3 separate regions of the Homo sapiens genome follow, and all the other regions are linked to region 3. The links are chromatin contacts, found by Hi-C or POLR2A ChIA-PET in ENCODE. All regions are on one chromosome and are shown on one strand. Each heading gives the region's core, a stretch centred on a gene start or an enhancer-like site at or near the end of the contact. The rest is flanking DNA. Distances are from core to core; before and after follow the strand shown.

The links. Hi-C counts contacts between places; a loop is a spot of excess contacts on that map. ChIA-PET counts read pairs that join two places held with the same protein, here RNA polymerase II (POLR2A).
Region 1: a map of mammary epithelial cell shows a loop between it and region 3 (2.6-fold over the local background). The contact joins the enhancer-like site here to the promoter of IRF6 in region 3. A Hi-C loop is called at or near these places in 1 of 168 maps with a recorded cell type or tissue (mammary epithelial cell). POLR2A ChIA-PET finds 5 or more read pairs at or near these places in 2 of 52 experiments (Caco-2 and MCF 10A).
Region 2: POLR2A ChIA-PET joins it to region 3 with 14 read pairs in MCF 10A. The contact joins the promoter of MIR205HG here to the promoter of IRF6 in region 3. POLR2A ChIA-PET finds 5 or more read pairs at or near these places in 3 of 52 experiments (GM10248, MCF 10A and WTC11).

The regions. Positions count from the first base shown.
Region 1 is chr1:209,382,313-209,385,362 of GRCh38, forward strand. No RefSeq gene overlaps it. Among named protein-coding and RNA genes, the nearest start is that of LINC01698, 12 kb to the left of the region's middle. RefSeq lists enhancers at 1,264-2,011, 2,012-2,760. Within about 2 kb of position 1,264, at least 4 of the 41 ENCODE cell types and tissues checked have a DNase peak (open chromatin) inside an H3K27ac peak, as active enhancers do; they include mammary epithelial cell, where a contact is called at or near this core.
Region 2 is chr1:209,427,418-209,430,600 of GRCh38, forward strand. MIR205HG (MIR205 host gene) reads left to right here and starts at 1,403. Exons shown (of 4, transcript NR_145437.1): 1 at 1,403-1,671; 2 at 1,764-1,991; 3 at 3,008-3,059. RefSeq lists an enhancer at 401-1,324.
Region 3 is chr1:209,804,492-209,807,800 of GRCh38, forward strand. It overlaps IRF6 (interferon regulatory factor 6), which reads right to left and starts at 1,651. Exons shown (of 9, transcript NM_006147.4): 1 at 1,456-1,651. RefSeq lists a silencer at 1,573-1,916.

The sequences.
Region 1 (3,050 bases), core at 14-2,513, 420 kb before region 3:
TCATCCTGTCTACCATCCCCCTCAAAAACAAAGAGACAGACAGAAAGAAAAAAAAAGCAGAAGTTTTGCTTTTCTAAGCTACGAGAATTTCTTCTGCTGCTACATCTGTGAACGCTTTACAAGGCAATGTCTACAGTTTGAGTTTTACAGCCCATTTTGATTGCAGTTTACATGACATCTGGGGCTCTATTTTTGGAGAAATTTCAAAGCTAGTGACTTCCAGTTTTTAATCAGCAGTGTATTTATTTTCTACCCTAGCATAATTGTTCATGGCTCCACATTGATTTTTTTATAGGAGACAATGCAAAATGATAATCAGAGTGAATTAGTAATTTGATCTTGTATCTGTCAAGGCTTGATGGCTTTTACCTGCTCTAGAGGCTAGAAGGCAATGTGCTGACCTCATTGTGTTGAAAAAAATTGAACACATCGTGGTTGTCAAGGACAAGACATTCTCAGTCATAAGAACAAAGAGAGCAAGAAAGGCTAATGAGGGAAGAGGCCATACAACCCTGAAAAGTACACAGCCTCCTGCCCCTCTGCTCAGAATCTGGGGTCATGTTTGCAGCCACAGGTGCCACATGCAGAAGTGTCAGAGGTGTGAAAACCAGAGCAACTCCATCTTGAATAGGAGCTGGGTAAAATAAGGCTGAAACTTGCTGGGCTGCATTCCCAGACAGGTTAAGGCATTCTAAGTCACAGGATGAGATAGGAGGTTGGCACAAGGTACAGGCCATCAAGACCTTGCTGATAAAACAGGTTGCAGGTTGCAGTAAAGGAGCCAGCCAAAAACCACCAAAACCAAGATGGCCGTGAGAGTGACCTCTGGTCATGCTCACTGCTGCACTGCCACCAGCGCCATGACAGTTTACAAATGCCATAGCAATGTCAAGAAGTTACCCTGTATGGTCTAAAAAGGGGAGGGATTAATAATCCACCCCTTGTTTAGCATATCATCAAGAAATAACCATAAAAATGGGCAACCAATAGCCCTCAGGGCTGCTCTGTTTACAGAGTAGCCATTCTTTATCCCTTTACTTTCTTAATAAACTTACTTTCACTTTGCACCACGGACTTGCCCTAAATTCTTTCTTGCGCGAAACCCAAGAACCCTCTCTTGGGGTCTGGATAGGGACTCCTTTCCAGTAGCGCATTTAACAGAAGGACAGGCTGTGCAGACATTATTTTCGCTCCTTTCTACTGAGAAGGGAAAACACCACAATTGAGCAGCCTGCTCCTCTATAAGTGAATGAATAAGCACTTGCTTTTCATTGTGGGTGAGTCAAATGGCCTGGCATATATGCAAGTAAGAACTAGAGCAGAGGCTGCTCACCTGCAAACTCACATCAGGGCTTCTGCCCGGAATTACGGTATTTTTTGTTTGTGTGTGTGTTGTTGTCATTGGCTTCTTTTCATAGGGGTTTGGATGAAGCTATTTAAACACATGAGACAGCAGCCACTAGGACTGTATCTAAGAAGGTAAGTGGTTTGCCCAGGGTTACATGGCTAGTGGAAGAGCTAGTCTTTACAAGAATCTTTTACATAAACCAAACCAGGTGAGGTAGGATCAATAAGAGGGTGAAGTGAGGAACCGACATTTTTAAGAGCTCCATGAAATGAAGGAGCTTGGAGAGAAAATTGATAGATGGTACTTTCAGTAGCCCAGCCTCCTCCTGTAATTTCTGGCTTCACCTTTCTCTAAGCCCTCCTTTGCTCTGAGTTCTGTCTGGGCAAGTCCCAAGCTCCTGGAATGCATCTTTGCCTTCCTTATCTGGAAGCTAATCACTAAATAGCAGGTGGCGGAGATTCTGGTTTTCATCCCTCTTTCTCTCTCCCTTTCTCTCTTTTACTCACTTCCTCAGGGCTATGAATTTCTGAATCTTAAACAGGAAACCTCCCTGATTTGTTCACACCTGGAATGCCATTCTATCTTTGTTTGAAGAGTGCAGAAATTAGAGCGCGGGAGAATCAAGAGAAGGAGCTGTTGTGTGAAGAGGGAAGAGAGAGGTCAGCATTTAAATGTGAACACACACACTGAGAGGCACATATACATGCACACAGTTTAATCTAAGCTAAGCATTCTTTCTTTCAACTCCTGCATTTCCCTCCTCATCTCCACTGCCAGCAAATGTCTTACAAGACAAAGAGTATTTACTGTGTGTCACTTCAGTTATCAACACTCTGCACAAATAGGTTGACAGAGGAAACAGGCAAAGTACCTTTGCAGGCCCATTTGGGGTTGAAATAGCAACTAGACTGCCTAGAGGCTGCCAGATATTAGCTTACTTATTGCTCCTGCAAATGTTAGAAGCTGGCTCTTGAGAGAACCTGTCATCAACATCCCTGTCCCCGTGGGTGTCAGGAAGGTTCGGCCTTCTTTAAGGTAGGCACTGTGTCCTCATGGACTGTTCATTTTGGGAAGAACCTTGGGAGATCACCTGGTTCAAGCTCCTGGCTTTAGTCATTGTTTGTCTCTAAATCCAGAGACCAATGTTTGTGATCTACTGACTCGTAAGCTCCCTATGAGGAAAATGGAACAAAATATTGGGCACAAAGACATAAATCTAAATGCATGGTTTCTAATCTGTGGACCCTGAGATCCCACAGGAGCACCATATTTGCATGAATCAGTGCTTATAGGTTGACCAAATAGCATGATTCACACACATATATTATAATACTTCTAATGGTTTTATTCATTCATTCTACAAATACAGTACTGCTTTGTGCCAGAAACTGTGGTAGGTGCTGAGCATATAATAGACAGGGAATAAGTCAAACTGACTCTGCCTTCATGGAGCTTCCTGTCCAGTGGTAAAAACAGGCAGAGAGAGCTGCAGAAACACAGAGTGAAAGCAATAACTCAGATTTGGAATATTATATAGATAAGGTTATGATTAATAGAACTCAAATTCCTTTAAAGGTAGTAGTCTCTGTCTGCTATTAAGCATTTGCTCTACCAATGCATTCCTAAATGTATTTTTATCTACATGACTATACATGTTTTCAGATTCAAATGTGCTCTCCTGACTAAAAAGATTGGATACCAC
Region 2 (3,183 bases), core at 153-2,652, 380 kb before region 3:
CGGTTTAGGGGAGGAGTCCGGTGCTTAAGGAAGCTATCACGTGGAAGATCTCCCTGCCCTCCTCCTATTGGTCTGTATTGGTTTTTCTTCTTCACCAGTGGAGGCTTTTCTTCTCCCAGGAAGAATCCAGAATAGTTCAGACAAGCTTCAGGTCCGCCAGAACCGGGGAAAACAACGTGTAGGGTTTGTTTTAAAGGGCTTTTAAATGGGGTTTGGGAGATCCAGGTAGATTAGAATCTTGACTCTGCACTGGCTGTGCAAGACAGAAATTCACCTTTCAAAACTTCTGTTCCCCAGTCTATGCGGTAAGAAGTTTAGATTAGCTGATTTCTAGGGAGATTTTGGGCAGGCATGATTCAGTTCCATGAAGGGCTGTGGGACAGGACTGCACTAAGAGGTCCTATAGATTGGATTCTTCAGTTCCCTCCCTTCCGCTGGAGAATAGAGGAATCTGCCTTCGCTGCACACTAGATTTACCTGGAGAACAAATGGAAAGCAGGCCAGGATCCTGGGTGAAATGTGGCACATTTGAGGAGACTTCAACTTCCCTTGCCCTCCAGGTGTGCACTTGGAAGGGGGAACGAGGGAGGGGGAAGCTGGCAAGATGGGCCGAGAGATAGGGGAGGGGCAGGAGGCGGAGCCCAAGTTGCGCATGGAAGCGGGGGTGGGGTAAAATAATCAAGTTTATAGACCGCCCTCTTTAAAGTTACTAATGAGCTTGCCTTCTCTTTCCTTAATTTCCCCTCGCAGTGTGGTCTTTTCCCCACCCCCAGACATGAAAGGGAAGCAGGTCACAAAGCCTTTCGGATTATAAAAGAAACACTTGCTTCTCACAAGGGGAGCAGCAGACTTACTCTGTACTAAATGCCAGGATAAGCCTCTGGCTGGGCCTCGACTGTGACCCTCCGGCCTCTTTCTACAGCTCTGCCTGGATGGACTGGCCTATCTCTGCTGGATTCCCGAAGTGCATTGTGTAGAGACAGCAACTCAGGTCAGGCTAAAAGCTCAAGCAAGCAAGCGCGCACACACACGCGCGCACACACACACACACACACACAAACACTCAGCTTCCTTAGGACAAGATAAAATCTTAGCATTCCCCTCTCCCCGATTAGGTAGGTCTCTGGGAGGACTAAGGCTTCAGGTGCAAGGCTCAGATAACCTGCAGTGTCTCTCCAACTCTGGGATGACAAAGACCTCACTTCCCTTTTCTGGTGTTCACACAACAATGAGAAAGTACGGGTAGCCTGCAGAAAGACCTCTCCATTCATGGTCCCCCAGGGGTGTGGGTTCTGAGAGGTGGGACCAGCTGCCAGGCCCTTTCTCCATTGGTTGAGTTCAGCAGGTAACCTGAAGCTTTGCTGAGAGGTGCATAAATAAAGAGTGAAACTAGTACCACCTCCTTGAAATGGGCTGAGTCCCTCTTGCTCACCCTTGACTTGGAAAAACCAGTTTCTCTTTTATTGTCTGTTACTAATCTCTATTCTAAAAATTCAGCTCAATTCTCAACCATACTCCAAACTCTCTCTTTTCCAGCTACCTTTACTCCCTCTCCTTCAATTCCACTTTCCTCTGCTTACTTTTTTTTTTTTTCTGACAGGGTCTCACTTTGTCGCCCGGGCAGGAGTGCAGTGGCTCAATCTTGGGCTCACTGCAGCCTCAACCTCCCAGGTTCAAGCGATTCTCCTGCCTCAGCCCCTCAAGTAGCTGGGACTACAAGCGCACACCACCACGCCTGACTAATTTTTTGTATTTTTTTGTAGAGGCGGGGTTTCACCATGTTGCCCAGACTGGTCTTGAACTCCTGAGCTTAAGCAATCCACCTGCCTCGGCCTCCCAAAGTGTTGGGATCACAGGCGTGAGCCACCGCATCCGGCCTCATGTTCTTTTTCATTAAAGAGAGAAATCAACTATTCAGGACCGGCCCCCACCTTTCCTCAGGAGTCATTTCTGTTCCGCACAGGCCTGCTGAACTGGGTGCTTTATATAGGGTAAGTGTTTCTCATTTTTTGTTCCCTGTCCTCAAGCCTTAGGGGCAAAAGAAACATCCAAGATTTGAAATTTCTTTTCTTCTTCTCATCTGCATGGCTGTAGCCATCTCTCTGTTCTGCATTATCTTATGACAAAAAAAAAAAATTCTTATTTTGAAGCAAACTCAAAGCTAGGTCCTGATGTCTCAAGGCACAGGTACTCGTACTTAAAGGTGAGTCTGAAATCTGTGGATTTGGGGAACTTTGGAAAAACAAAGATGAGTGGCTAGATCAGGGGGCTCATTGGGCAGGAAGAGGAGACTGGAAAATGCCATATTCACTGCAAGTCAATTATCAACTTCCTCCAAGGCTAAAATAGCTGAACCTGCTGCATTTTAAACCAATCCTCAGCCACTTTGGTGTTTTCTCAAGGATTTCCAGGGATCCCAGGCAGTAAATTCTGCTGATAATAGGAATTGGTGTGATAAGGTGGGTGCTGAGCAGTTTAAGCACCAAGATTGTAGCTCTGTCTGGTTTTGTGGAGATTTACTCAACTAGAAGAACAGAGATTTGGCTGGTTTTTCAGTCCTGGGGTGCAGGGTGCACCTGTACTGGAAAATTTAGGACGTGGTTTCATTCTTTGAGTCTCATGTTCAAGTTGGTTTTAATGTTATGAAGACACTTGGGACGTAATCCTGAGGGCAGCTGGGGGGAAGAAAGTGGTCACTGGATGGACTTACCCTGTAGCGAGCCCATGCATGGTTTGTTCTCTGATCGTGCATGTGCTTGGCTCTAGACCCATGTAACCATGGTGAAGGCCACTGGGGGATTCAGTTGGCAAAGGCATAGTGGGCAGAAGAATCTTGAACAAGGAGTCCAGAGCAGGTCAAGTCTCCTGATACAGGTTGTGACTCATGGTTTTTTGTCTCTGCCTGTAGCAGCTACAGGTCTGTAAAGCAAGGGGAGAGTGATAAGGAAAGAACTCACCTTTCTGGGGCTCTCTGACATTAATGCCACCTCCCATTTGCTTTTTGCAGACACTGTCATCTCTCAAGTACCCATCTTGGAGGGTACGGACCCCACATGAGGGTGAGGCTCTCTGCACACTCCAGAGTGAGGACTTTAATAATCTAGTGGACTGTACATGTTGGGAGGGGAAGAGCGGGGTGCCGAGGGTCTGGAGGGAGAAGAATTGACTGCCCCTTTTGCTCTT
Region 3 (3,309 bases), core at 401-2,900:
GAGTTCTCTTTCTAAACACTCTTGCCACCCAAATCCCAACGCCTGAAGAACCACCTTAGCCTAGTTGAACTCATCTTGGTATCTCTAGCTGCCATCACAGCAAAATGTAAGGCCTGTGTCTCTAACAGGTACTTAAACAGCCAAAGGACAATGATGCTAACCTATCTATTCCCCTCACAGTGAGCATAGAGGAGGGACACTTTCAGCCTCCTCCGAGCATAACTGTCCTCTCCCATACCCCTATTCTAGGGAGCAGGTCCTCCATAAACACCCTCATTGCCACCTCCATAGCTCCTCCCCAGACTAGTTTCCAGGGGCACTGCCACACAAAAGCCGAGATTTGGCCGTCAGTGGTTTTGCTCAGGTTAAAACACACGCCATTTCTCGCAGACAATTCTTAGCAGTCCCAGCTCTTCCCTTTCTCCTGAAAGAAATGAAATGCCATCGTCTAAGTTCCGTTCCTCAGGCTTCCCTGTTTAGCCCTGCTTAGGGGTAAACTGCAGGCCTCTAGTCAAAATGCCCACACCCTTCCCTTCTGCTGGATGGAAGCTGGGGGATGGCGAATGGGAGTTACAAGGTATTGAGTGCCACTGTCATACATCATACACACGTCTCATCCTAAACCACACTCCTGGGTCAACACCAGCTTTCACCAATCCCACCCAAGCGCCTTCCTCTCTCTATCCATCTCTTTTCCCTGACTTCCACTCTTGACATCCACCAAGAGAACAGGTTGGAACAGGATGACCCCTTTACCACAAAGCAGGCTCCCTGTAAAGAGTGACACCTCAGGCCTCCTTTCCAAGTCAGGCCTGGGAGACTTTCCCCATTCTCCACACCACCCTCCAGCCCCTTCGGGCAAAGAGGGCCCACCCCCAGAGCAACCACACCCCAGCGCCACCCTCCCCAGCACCTAGCTCCGCTCCTTGGAAATCCAAGGTTGTCTCCCAGGCCCAGGGCGAAGGGCCTAACTGTGCCAAACAGACTCAGGGAGGGAAGACAAACCGCCAATGCTCCAAAGCTCCTGGCCACCCTCACTCCAGTTTCCCAAAACGCCCACTAGGATCAAGGACCTGCGGACCTGGGAAGTCCCCTCTCTGGGACACAGGGGCCAGCCGCAAGTTGGTAAGACTGAAGGGGGCGCGGTGCTTTAGCTCTACCGGATAGTGGGGTTGTTGACGGCCGAGAGCAGTGCCCTCCGCTTCGGCGGTGGGGGTAGGGAGAGTAGACACAAGTGTAGATTCGAGAGGGGCCTAGCGCTACAGAACTGAGGCCGCCCCAAAGCTATCTGGAAAAGGGCGACAGGCACCCAGCCCCAGTGGGTACCCACCCCAAACACACAGATGCCCCCAAGCAAGTTCTCTCACCCCCTACAAACTCCGGGGATGGGTCCTACCCCACCCACGGGGGAGCCTCTCCTCCCTCAAGCTGGTCCCCAGAAGTTGGCGTACCCACCTTTGCTCAATCTGTCCACCAGAAGCGGACGTCCCTCCGAACCAAGTCCGCAGCGAAGATCACCCGTCGCTACCACGCTCCTCGACGTCTTAGCCAAGGGGCGCCTGGCTCTACCCAAGTAGGGACTGCAGGTTCCTCTCCCCGTCCCGCACCAGCCCTTACCTGCCCAGCCCAGGTGCGCCGAGCTCACGTCAGCGCCTCGCCCCAGGACGCCGCAGCCTTCGCATCCGCCCGGCCACGCCTCCCAGGTGTGGCCACGCCCCCCGGCGTTCGGGATTGGCGAGTTGCAAGAAATATGACACTCCGCGTTTCTGGGCTGCCCGGCCCAGCGGCGTCCGTCCAGCGTCCCACCCTACTCCTCCGCTTCTAACTCCGGCTAAGAAAGTCCCAGATTCAGGCCTAGCCTTACGGCTCAGGGCTGGTGGTCCTGGGAACTGGAAGCGACTGGGAGTTCAGATCTAAGTCGAGAGGGTGCCTCCCTCCTTCACGGCCCATAATTACCCTGCAGTATGCAGACAGTTAAGCACAAATAAGGGTTTTGAGATTCTGGGTTGGCCCTACTACTCGTGGGCCTGTGTAAGTGGAGTTGCACATGAAGAAGAGAACCAGGACACTTGGTCCTGTCTGGGAGAAGCCATAGGCTTTCAGGACTAGAATTCTACCTTTACTCTGCCTCTTACCCGTGTGACCCTGGGTAAGTTACTTAGCTTCTTGGCTTCTTGGTTTCAGTTTCCTCATCTCTTCAATGAGAATAATAATTCCTTCCTTCTTTTTTGTTGTTGTTTGCTTTTTTCTCTTTCTTTTTTCTTCCTTTTTTTTTTTTTTTTTTTTTGGAGATGGGGTCTTGCTATTAAGTTACACAGTCTGGTCTGCAACACCTGGGCTCAAGGGATCCGCCTCAGCCTCGCAAAGTGCTGGGATTACAGGCACTGGCACCCAGTTCAATTCCTTTTTTTTTTTTTTTTTTTTTTTTTAGGCAGGGTCTGGCTCTGTCATCCAGGCTAGAATGCAGTGGCACAATCATAGCTCAACCTCCTGGGCTCAAGCAATTATCCCACCTCACCCTCCCAAGTAACTGGAAATATAGGCATGGGTCACCATGCCCGGCTAATTTTTTTTTTTTTTTTTTAGAGACAGGGTCTGACTATGTTGCCCAGACTGGAGTTCCTGCTTCCTCTGATCACTATCGTGTAATGAGTAAAAGCATAGCCTCTGGAGCCAACTATTGGGGTTTAGACCCCAACTCCATCAGTTACTACAGACTTGGGAAAGTTTCTTAAGCTTTTTAGGCCCTGGTGTCTTATCTGTAGAAAGAGGTTAGTAATAGTACCTACCTCAGGGGTATTGTGGGAATTCAATAACTACATGTAAACTGCTTGCAACAATATTTAGCACTTATCAAGTGCTTTATATGTACTTGCAATTATTATTGGCATAAAGATTAAAAATACCATATAGACAGTGCGTCAGAGAACAAGAAGGCATTCCTTGTTATTACCTGAAATTCAAGTCCTGCATGTACCCTAACAGGTGCTTGATGAGATTGCCCTCACCTTCCTCATCTATCTAGAGGACCGGTTTGCAGGAGGCTGTGCAACAGTAAATGAGACTTTTAAAAATCCCCCACCCTCAACCACTGAGCTGTCGTAGGTGAAATGGGGCATGCGCAGGTCACTTAGGTTTTGGTGTTTAAAGTAATGAGTGAGAAACTGTGGAGGAGTGGTACAATGAGTTGAACTGTCACCCACATACAAAAAAATTTGTATTTGTATTTTGAAGTCCTGACCACCCCCACTGCAACCACAGCCAGATGTCAGAATATGACCTTATTGGGAGACAGGATCCTTATGGAGG